Regions from separate parts of the Homo sapiens genome. Here region 1 is linked to region 2. A link is an interaction called in ENCODE POLR2A ChIA-PET data of the cell type or tissue named here. Cell type or tissue: GM12878. All regions are shown on one strand. Links, peaks and the distances in the headings refer to the core of each region. The heading gives the core; the rest is flanking DNA.

Region 1 (4,406 bases), core at 142-4,141, 89 kb before region 2:
ACCCAGCAATAGGATGGCTAGGTCAAATGGTACTTCTAGTTCTAGATCTTTGAGGAATCGTCACACTGTCTTCCACAATGGTTGAACTAGTTTACCATCCAACCAACAGTGTAAAAGTGTTCCTATTTCTCCACATCCTCTCCAGTACCTGTTGTTTGCTGACTTTTTAATGATCACCATTCTAACTGTTGTGAGATGGTATCTCATTGTGGTTTTGATTTGCATTTCTCTGATGGCCAGTGATGATGAGCATTTTTTCATGTGTCTGTTGGCTACATAAATGTCTTCTTTTGAGAAGTGTCTGTTCATATCTTTCGCCCACTTTTTGATGGGGCACAAATATATTTAAAGTGCATCAATATTTTGAATTTTCTATATGCAAACAGGTAATCTTATAAAGACACTATTAATAACTTATAAAAAATGCTCTTAGGCCATTATGAAGTCACATTATAATAAAGCTCTTGTATTTTGTTAATTCAGGTAATGAGGTCATCCTGCAGAGAACTCCCTTGATAAGCATTGACATAACCCATTTTGAACTCAGTCTAGGAGTTTTATTAACTAGTAGATGAATACAACTTACTCCCACATTCACAATCTGAAGCAAAATGATTTGTATTACACATGTGGGCATTTCAAGAAGAGATTTCCTCACCAGAAACGTTTTATCAGGCAATAGGGGAATAAATGAGAAACTATGGCATGATTCCTTAAAAAGAAGCAATTAAATATTTTGAAAACTGTCTATAATCAAAATGATTAATTCTATTATGTTACATATCTAGAATAAAATATAAGCTCCAAGTGGTAACAACACAAAAATTACTTGATGAAATCAGAAAACCCCAAACTTCATGGCCTTGTTTTGGCTCAGATGACTTGAAATAACCAGAGACATAGCCCCAAGCAGTCAAGGTATTTGCCATGTTTTCTTAGATTTCAGTAATTGAGGCTATAGAATTAGTGGCTGAAATGAATATTTCTTAATTTTTGTTTGTTTGCTTGTTTGAGCTCTATTGACTTTTCTATTGGGAATTGTTTTATTTTTTTCCTCTCTATTCTTTTTTTTTTAAATTAAACCCAATCAAACTTACAGCATCCCCCTCTATTCTTGAATGAATAAGAAAAGTTGTTTCCAAGAGTATCAGGCATTAATTTGAACTCATTTCTGTCCTTACATGTAACCCCAATCCAGACAGTTTATTAGCTAATGAGATGTAACATTATTCCATTTGTCAAGATTAGATTTGTGGGGAAAATTGCAGAAATAACCTCCTTCTTCACTCTTTGCATCAACGTGGTGATTAACTCATGCTTGGCAAGGTGTTCTGCAAAGCCAGAAGCCCTCTCAGGCTGGGAAATGGCTCTGAACTCATATCCATGGGTGTGCACTTTGCTGACAGGATGAATGTAAACCAGGATTTGAAAAGGTCTTTTCATTATTTAAGTAGGAGAGAATGATTTTCACCAATTATATTTGACTGCCTAGAAAGCATAGTATATTCTTTTTTTTATAATAAACACTGTGAGAGCAGTTTCCAAATTTTATTTCTCAAAATCAAGGGGTTCCCACAAAGTGAGATGGGGACAGGGAGAGGGGAGGGTCAGATGCATATTCTGACAGCTTACTTCCTAATTTCCAGCCTAGTTGCTCTGCTTTTAGCTCTTTTTAAATAGCAACATGTTACATTTGAAAACAACGCTATAAAGTGGACTTGCTGCTTTAAAAATTAATTTGCTACCTGAAGAAGAAAAGTTGTACGGTATAAGGAGCAGCAGGGTGAGGAGAGAATCTGAATCCAGATGTGGTAGAATCTGCTAATTGTTCTAAACTTCTTTTTAGTAATTAACCTTGATCTTCCAGCTCCCCTTCAATTTTAGCTGGCCACAGGCCATCCAGCTAGAAGCTGTATTTCCCAGCCTTCCTTGAGGTGGTCCTGAGTCATATAACTAAGTCCTGATCAGTAAAGTGTGAGCAGAAGTGGCGATTGTATATTCTGTATCCCTTCTCAAAAAAAGGAAGCTACACCTGCCCTCCATATCCCAATTGCTGGCACTGCCACCTTAGTCCCTAAGATGGAAGCCGTAAGTTGAGGATGTCAGAGCTATCTCACCAGACTGTAACAGCTCCTTTTGAACAAGCATGTGAGTGAAAAATAAAATTCCATGTTGTTGAACCTTTGGATTTTGGGTTTTTGCTTTTTTTTTTCTTTTTTAAACAGCATCTCAGCTTTTATCCAAAGTAATGTAACAAAGGCCATGCAATGAAGTTGTGAAGTCTGTTTCATTGGAAAGGCTGACTTAATGGAATTTAATCTTCAATGTAATTGAGTTTAATCTCATGTTTACCTCGAAATAACATGGTATAAATGTATATCACCTCGATCAGTGCTGTATAGGCTAAAGTGGACAGATTCCAATCTTTATTGTCCTTATTATTTGAGATGGCACGAAGTAGAGCAGGATTAAAGGTATAAACGTAGCTATACAAACAAATGGGCAGAAATTAGGAAGTGGAGGTAGTATTATGACATCCATGCCTAGTAGTTAGTGCCTTACAGGGGAAAGCATGAAAAGAAGAGCCATTTCAGTAAAGAAGCAGCTAGGCAGAATTTTCTCATCATTTACCATTTTGTACTTTTGCTGTCTCTTTCCTATAAGCAACTTCTGAGGCTTTACAAAGAACCAACAGTTATCCTACCTACACTGGAGGCTTCTCATGCTTAACTGCTTCCCCAGCATCTACCTATGATCTCTTATCCAAGGTTTTCTCAATGCTTATGGTAAACCTATCCTCAGATATCCTATAATCATCTCAAACTGAACACATTAAAACCCAAGCTCTCGTTCTCCTCATAGAGGTTGCTTGCCCTGTCTGTTGTCTGCTTATCAATTACATTATTTTGGTCTGCCTCTGAGATTCCCTTTGACTTTTTTTTTCTCCTTCATCTGTCTAGCCAATGTCAACATTTCCTTATTTTCTTCCTTTAAACTCATTTTTAGATTCAATAATTGCTCTTTGTTTTCATGGCCAACCCCTTGGTTGAAAACCAAAGCATATCCAATCCTGGACAGAGCTCACAATCTTCTATTTGGTCCAACAAACGTGGTCACAAACAAATTCTATTTCCCCTCACTGTCAAGATCAGAGAAATGCTGTTAGCATTTCATTTGCTTCCTCAAGAATACATAATGTGTGGCTCCCATTTGGCTGTTGCCTATAGCCCATATTTGCCTTCCTTGACAGACTTTCCATGATAAGATCCTAATGAAATGTGGTCTAGGGTAGTGGTTAAGAACAGAAGCTTTAATGTCATACAGGCTTGGCATTAAATTCTAGCTTTACTACTACAGGCTCTTGTATGGCCATTTTAAGTCTCAATATATTATCTGTGAAATGATGCTAATGCTTCCTTGATAAGGCTTTTCGAGGCATACAAAGCAGGAGGCCATCTGTAACATGTAGAAAAGTACACAGCACACAGTAGGCACTCAATTCATGTGCTTACTGTTATCTTCCAGCCAGCATTTCCTCTGCTCCCATCCTCTGCCTTACATCTCTTGTTCTCATGGACAGCATCCTCCCTTTTCTTTACTTGGCACTTGTAGTGGCTTCCATTCTTAATTCCCATTTAAGGTCCTACTTCCCTCACATAGTCTTCTCGGAGTCCCCTCATTTCTCTAAGGTTGAATATGTTTTCATTTATTGTCTCTAGCTACAAGGGGGCAGAAATCATTCTTATGATTCTTCTCCATTCTCTCCAGCACCTGGCAAGTTTTGGTCACATATAATCTGCTCAACATCTATTAATGGAAGTATTTAAAATAGATGGCTTTGCAAACATTATAACAAACTTTTCAAATTTACTATTTTAAGAAAAATTTTGGAACTCATGCCCTCAGGTGGCTGTGATATTGTTATGACCTCCCTTTGCCCCTTCCTTACAATATTTCCTGTGTGACATGACTCAAGAGTGATTCATCACGTGATGGTGAAACAGCTAAGCTAAGAGAGGAGCTTGAGTACTACAGGGAGAAGAGGTCAGTGGGGAGAAGAAATGAAGCAAAATTGAGAGAGAAAATGGAGATAAGGAAAAGGATACGAAGACTTATTGAGCAAACATCAGACACTACACTGAATCCTTGATATCGTCATTAAATTCCAATAATAAGCCTGAGAGGCAGGCATTATCACTATATCAAGAAGTCTTCAATAAGTGAAATATAACACACATATGAAAGTGTGTATTAAATATAAAGTCTGTATTGTGAAGGAACACTTGTTGAGCCACCGTTGATCCAGACATGCAGTGCTCCCAGGAGCCTCCGAGAATCTCTTGATTCTAGTTCAAGGCCTGATGTTCTCTGGACCACCCGGAACACTGCAGATCTGTGGGAGAGCT
Region 2 (4,406 bases), core at 236-4,235:
TATATAATATATAAATATTATATTATAATATATATTATGTATATAAATATTATATATAATAGATTGTTAACCAGGAAATCATGTGTAATTTTATTAAACTGCAGTTTAAATCAGTTGTCTAGCAATAATGGATCAGAGATGCAGCAAGATATTTGAAATGGATGAAGTGAAGGGAACTATTGTTTTATGTGAACATTACGTGCCAGGGTCTGGAACATATTTTATATAAACTCCCCAATTAAAGAGAAAAAATGTGGTTTTCTGTTAAGCTATAGATAGTGCAAGGGTGAATACAGCTCTAATGATGATACTCAGATTTAAAAAGATGCGGCAGTTCTGGAATTTCAGTTTTATGGGGCTTTTTTCTCCCTCAATCTTAGAAGATACAATAGAAGACAAACATATTTGTTCATGTTCATTAAAAGAAAGCCTGACAGTGCTGAAAAGAACAGGTAGTGACTGATTCCAGGAAATATTATCTGTGATACAGTTGTAAAAATTGCAGGGCATCTGTACAAACTACAATTTATAAGCAAACAGAGAAATCATGCTGGGTTCTTTTACTTTCTATTAAGGTCATAAAAGAAAGTAGAAAAAAATAAATTTAGAAGACTTTTTTTAGCAGTGATTAACACAGAGAGGAAACAAAATGAATGTGTAGTTAAGAGCCATTATATTTTTTTGGTGGGGAAGTCAAATTAATAGTTTTTTTTTCCCTAAGAAAAATTTGAACTCTAATGGACTTTTGACTACAAATCACCTATCAGGGGATTTTTTTGAAACTACATATCATTTATCAGGGGGATTTTTTGTATGTGTGTGAAGTGATTGATAGAATGACATTTTTCTATTGTCTGTAGATAAAATATGCCAAAACTATAATTGTTTTCAGAAGTTTGAAGTCATAAAAATGTATTTCAGTAGTGAATTTTTTAAAAGTATATTTAAGCCAGGGAAAAAAGATACGGAAGTGACATTTTCAAAGGGATGGGGGTGTCATTAAAAGTTATTCCATGATAAAGGAAAATTGCATCGGTTTTCTTCTTATAGCAGATTCTCTCGCCTATCATAGTCAGTGTTATAACTGGGTTAGATAAAATGCAGGTAAATTCTTGCTGTCTTCATACTTCAGTTCCAACCAATCTCAGGATTTTTTTTTTACATGTACACTAAATCAGTAGAGTAAAAAACTAACATTAATAAATAACTTGAACTTTCTTTTACTCTTCAAGATTTGAGCCAGCTTTAAAAAATGCACAAGCCAGTCCAAACTTGGTAGATATCCCTTTTATTTCCTTAAGTAAATTTTCTCAACTGCCAAATTGAAAAATTTTAATTTATTAATGCTTGCATGAATAATTCACTCTCAGACACTGAACGATCCCAAACAAACAAGCCAGTTTGTGTATTTAGTTATGTGAACTTTTGAATCCACTGCCTCATAAATCCAGTACTTTATTGAACCTAAAAAAAAAAAAAAAAAGTGCTGACCCCTATTGGCCCCACCATTAATTATCTCCCACTGCAGACATCACATCTTTTCTTTACTCTTCAGGATTGTTTCTTCCTTATTAAACATTTTATATATTTTCCCCTATTATGTCTGTGGTGCTCCTCAGTAGGCATTGGATGGCTTTGGTATAATTTCAGTAATTTTTCCCAGGATATTCTGCTGTACCCGTAAAGATATCAGTTATTTATTTTCTAACATAAATCTATGGGAAGTATTGATATATTCATCTCCACTAATGAGAAGATTGGGCCTCAGGCAGGTTGATACATGGTCAAGATCATTTCAATCCAAAGTGTTGCACCTTTCTTTTTTTTTCTTTGGCCTGTAAGTCATGTTCTTTGCCTCTGATCACTCCTGTGCCCTGTGACTATCCAGCAGACCTGATGATATTTTCCCTGGCTTCCGTCTTACAGATCCCTTCCCTGAGCCTCCAGTCTAAATTGGGTCCTCATTAGACAGTACTGTCTTCATTACCTCATATTTGTATAACAATTTGGGATTGTAAACTTGTGTGATTGATCATATATGTGTCATGTGCTATCCTGTAAAGCTCAGTGAGGGGACGGATTGTATCTATTTCACTTCCACTGCTGCATCACTTGTGTGCACCACAGAAACTAACATACAGCAGGGCACACAGTAAATATCATTGAAAGAGTGTGTTAAAGTGAGATTTAAAACCAAGCCTGTACCATGGAAGTCACAGATGTACTACTGCAGGAGTGGTTGTGGTGTTTTCGTGAACGGTTCCTATACATGGATTCCAAGTCCTGGTGGCTACATATGCACTATCCTGTACCCTATATTCTATATTCTATACTGTCATACTGAAACTAGGTTGAAAGCTCATTGAAAGCAGATCTTACGGTTTCTATTTAGACTAAATGAAACATGTAGTTAGTTGGTTAACCCTTCATAAGTACTTACTAATTGATTGGAAACTGATCTTAACATTTAATTTGTTACAGAGCATACTTTATTTCACTAAAGCCATCTTCCTGACGCTGTTCTCTAGCATGCTTTGTTCTTCTGTTATAATGACTGACGATCATAATCAGGAAAGGGTATGCCTGGTGTTAATGCTTCATTTTTTCCCTTTTATTCACAGGCAGTTGGAGTGATCAAGCTTTCAAATCCCTGAAAACGTGAGCTGTGCTATGTCTGGGGCAGGCTCCATATTTTTATTATGTACCACACAACTCTAAAAGCAATACAGAAATTCAGGGCACTTAGATTGAAAAATGAACACTTTCCACATTTAAAGGAGAAAGACTTACATATTTTTGGAGTTACATACATTCTTCATCCCATTTATGAAATCCAAAACCCACGGTTGGGCATAAAGCAGGAGATTTAATACTCTTCTGCTGGTGGGTTTTGTTGATTTTTACTGCCCCCTCCACCCACCCCTACCTTATCCCACTCCATCCCCTCTGCTCTTTTTGTTCTTCATAGTTTTGTGCTAACTTCAGAGCTGCAAATGTGTCATTGATCACAGATTTATATATATGAGCTAAGAGCAGGAATGCTAAAATAATTTCTTTCTCAGGCCTTAAAGATAAATGATAGGTCAAGATGCTTTACTTCATAGCCAAACATACTAAGGCACAGAGCAACATGGCAGGAATTTGAGTTGTGAGCGCCAGAAGTGCTTGTTCAGCACTAACAAGAAATAGGAGAATAGGATCAGTATAATCTCATATTCTTATTAAATTAAAAAAAGACAGAGAGTAATGCCAAGGTTATGACATGAACTGACAAGACCAAAAAAAAAATCAGTTTTTCTGATGCTTCAGCCTTTGCAAGCATAGGAAAGAATTAAAAAAAAAAAAAAAAAAAGCCCTGTGGCATGAGTTATAGATGAAGTATCTGCCTTTAGCTTGGAATTTCCTGGCATTTTTCAGCCTGTGACACAGACTTGATGTGATTAAACAAAGGCTTTTCTCCAAATTTAAAGCTCTTAAAAAAAAAAGCTGAATCTAATACTCTAACTTGTTTTTAAATGGGAGCAGATGCCTCTGTTTCTTGAGCTGACTTCCAGATTCTGAGAAATAAATGAAGAGTGGAGGCTTGTTTTGGTAGAGGCTGAGAAAAGGAGTTGGCCATATTTGCCCTTCAGAACTTCGTGTCATCCCCCAGCTCCCCAACGGCAGGGCCACATTCTTTCACAGGACGGAGTTGGGGCAGATTATGGCTTCCTCTGGATTGGATTTCCCTTGGCTTCCCTGAGGGCAATCCCCCGAGGAAGCACATCCTGGAGCCAAACTCACCCAATGAACCACAGCAACAGCTCCTAGGAGAATGAAGAGTGTGAATGGAGTAAGTACATGCGTATGGGTGGACGTGGTGGCCAACTTGGATAATCTCTGAGGTTCTTTCTAGGCCTGACATCCTAGGATGCTCTAATAAAGGACGACCCCTGAGATGAGGCAGAACACAAGACCCTGGGCTGGCAGGGGGTTTGGAAATGGCACTGAGCCTTAGCAAAACTCAGTTTTCTACTGAAAAAAAAAAAAAAAACAAAACAACATAGCTCCTTGAAAAATTATTTTTGATTGGAATCTATAGTTATTTATCTATCAATCAGACATGTTCTTTTAAACTTATTATTTATAAGTAAGTACCATCCACAGTTTGGCATGTGTTTACATTGCATGGGTGTGTTTGTGTATGTGTGTGTATTTGCTCAGTATCCTGTTGCAACTCTTTCTAAAGCCTGCCCACTCATGATGTAAGTTTTTTGTTTTTTGTTTTTTGTTTTTTTTAGATGGAGTCTCGCTCTGTCACCAGGCTGGAGTGCAGTGGCACCATCTCAGCTCACTGCAACCTCTGACTCCTGGGTTCAAGCGATTCTCCCACCTCAGCCTCCTGAGTAGCTGGGATTAAAGGCATG

The links. Peaks named below come from ENCODE experiments on the same cell type or tissue, not always from the same donor. Only the 100,000 strongest peaks of a DNase experiment are listed, where the experiment ranks them.
Region 1: POLR2A ChIA-PET joins it to region 2 with 5 read pairs; 3 of 35 experiments call an interaction of 5 or more read pairs at or near these places.

What each region holds. Positions count from the first base shown.
Region 1 is chr6:113,464,740-113,469,145 of GRCh38, reverse strand. No RefSeq gene overlaps it. Among named protein-coding and RNA genes, the nearest start is that of LINC02518, 33 kb to the right of the region's middle. In GM12878, for the core only: no CTCF peak of the experiment used is centred there; no DNase peak of the experiment used is centred there.
Region 2 is chr6:113,375,469-113,379,874 of GRCh38, reverse strand. LOC107986637 (a long non-coding RNA gene) reads left to right here and starts at 3,495. Exons shown (of 4, transcript XR_001744312.2): 1 at 3,495-3,832. In GM12878, for the core only: no CTCF peak of the experiment used is centred there; a DNase peak (open chromatin) is centred at 2,134.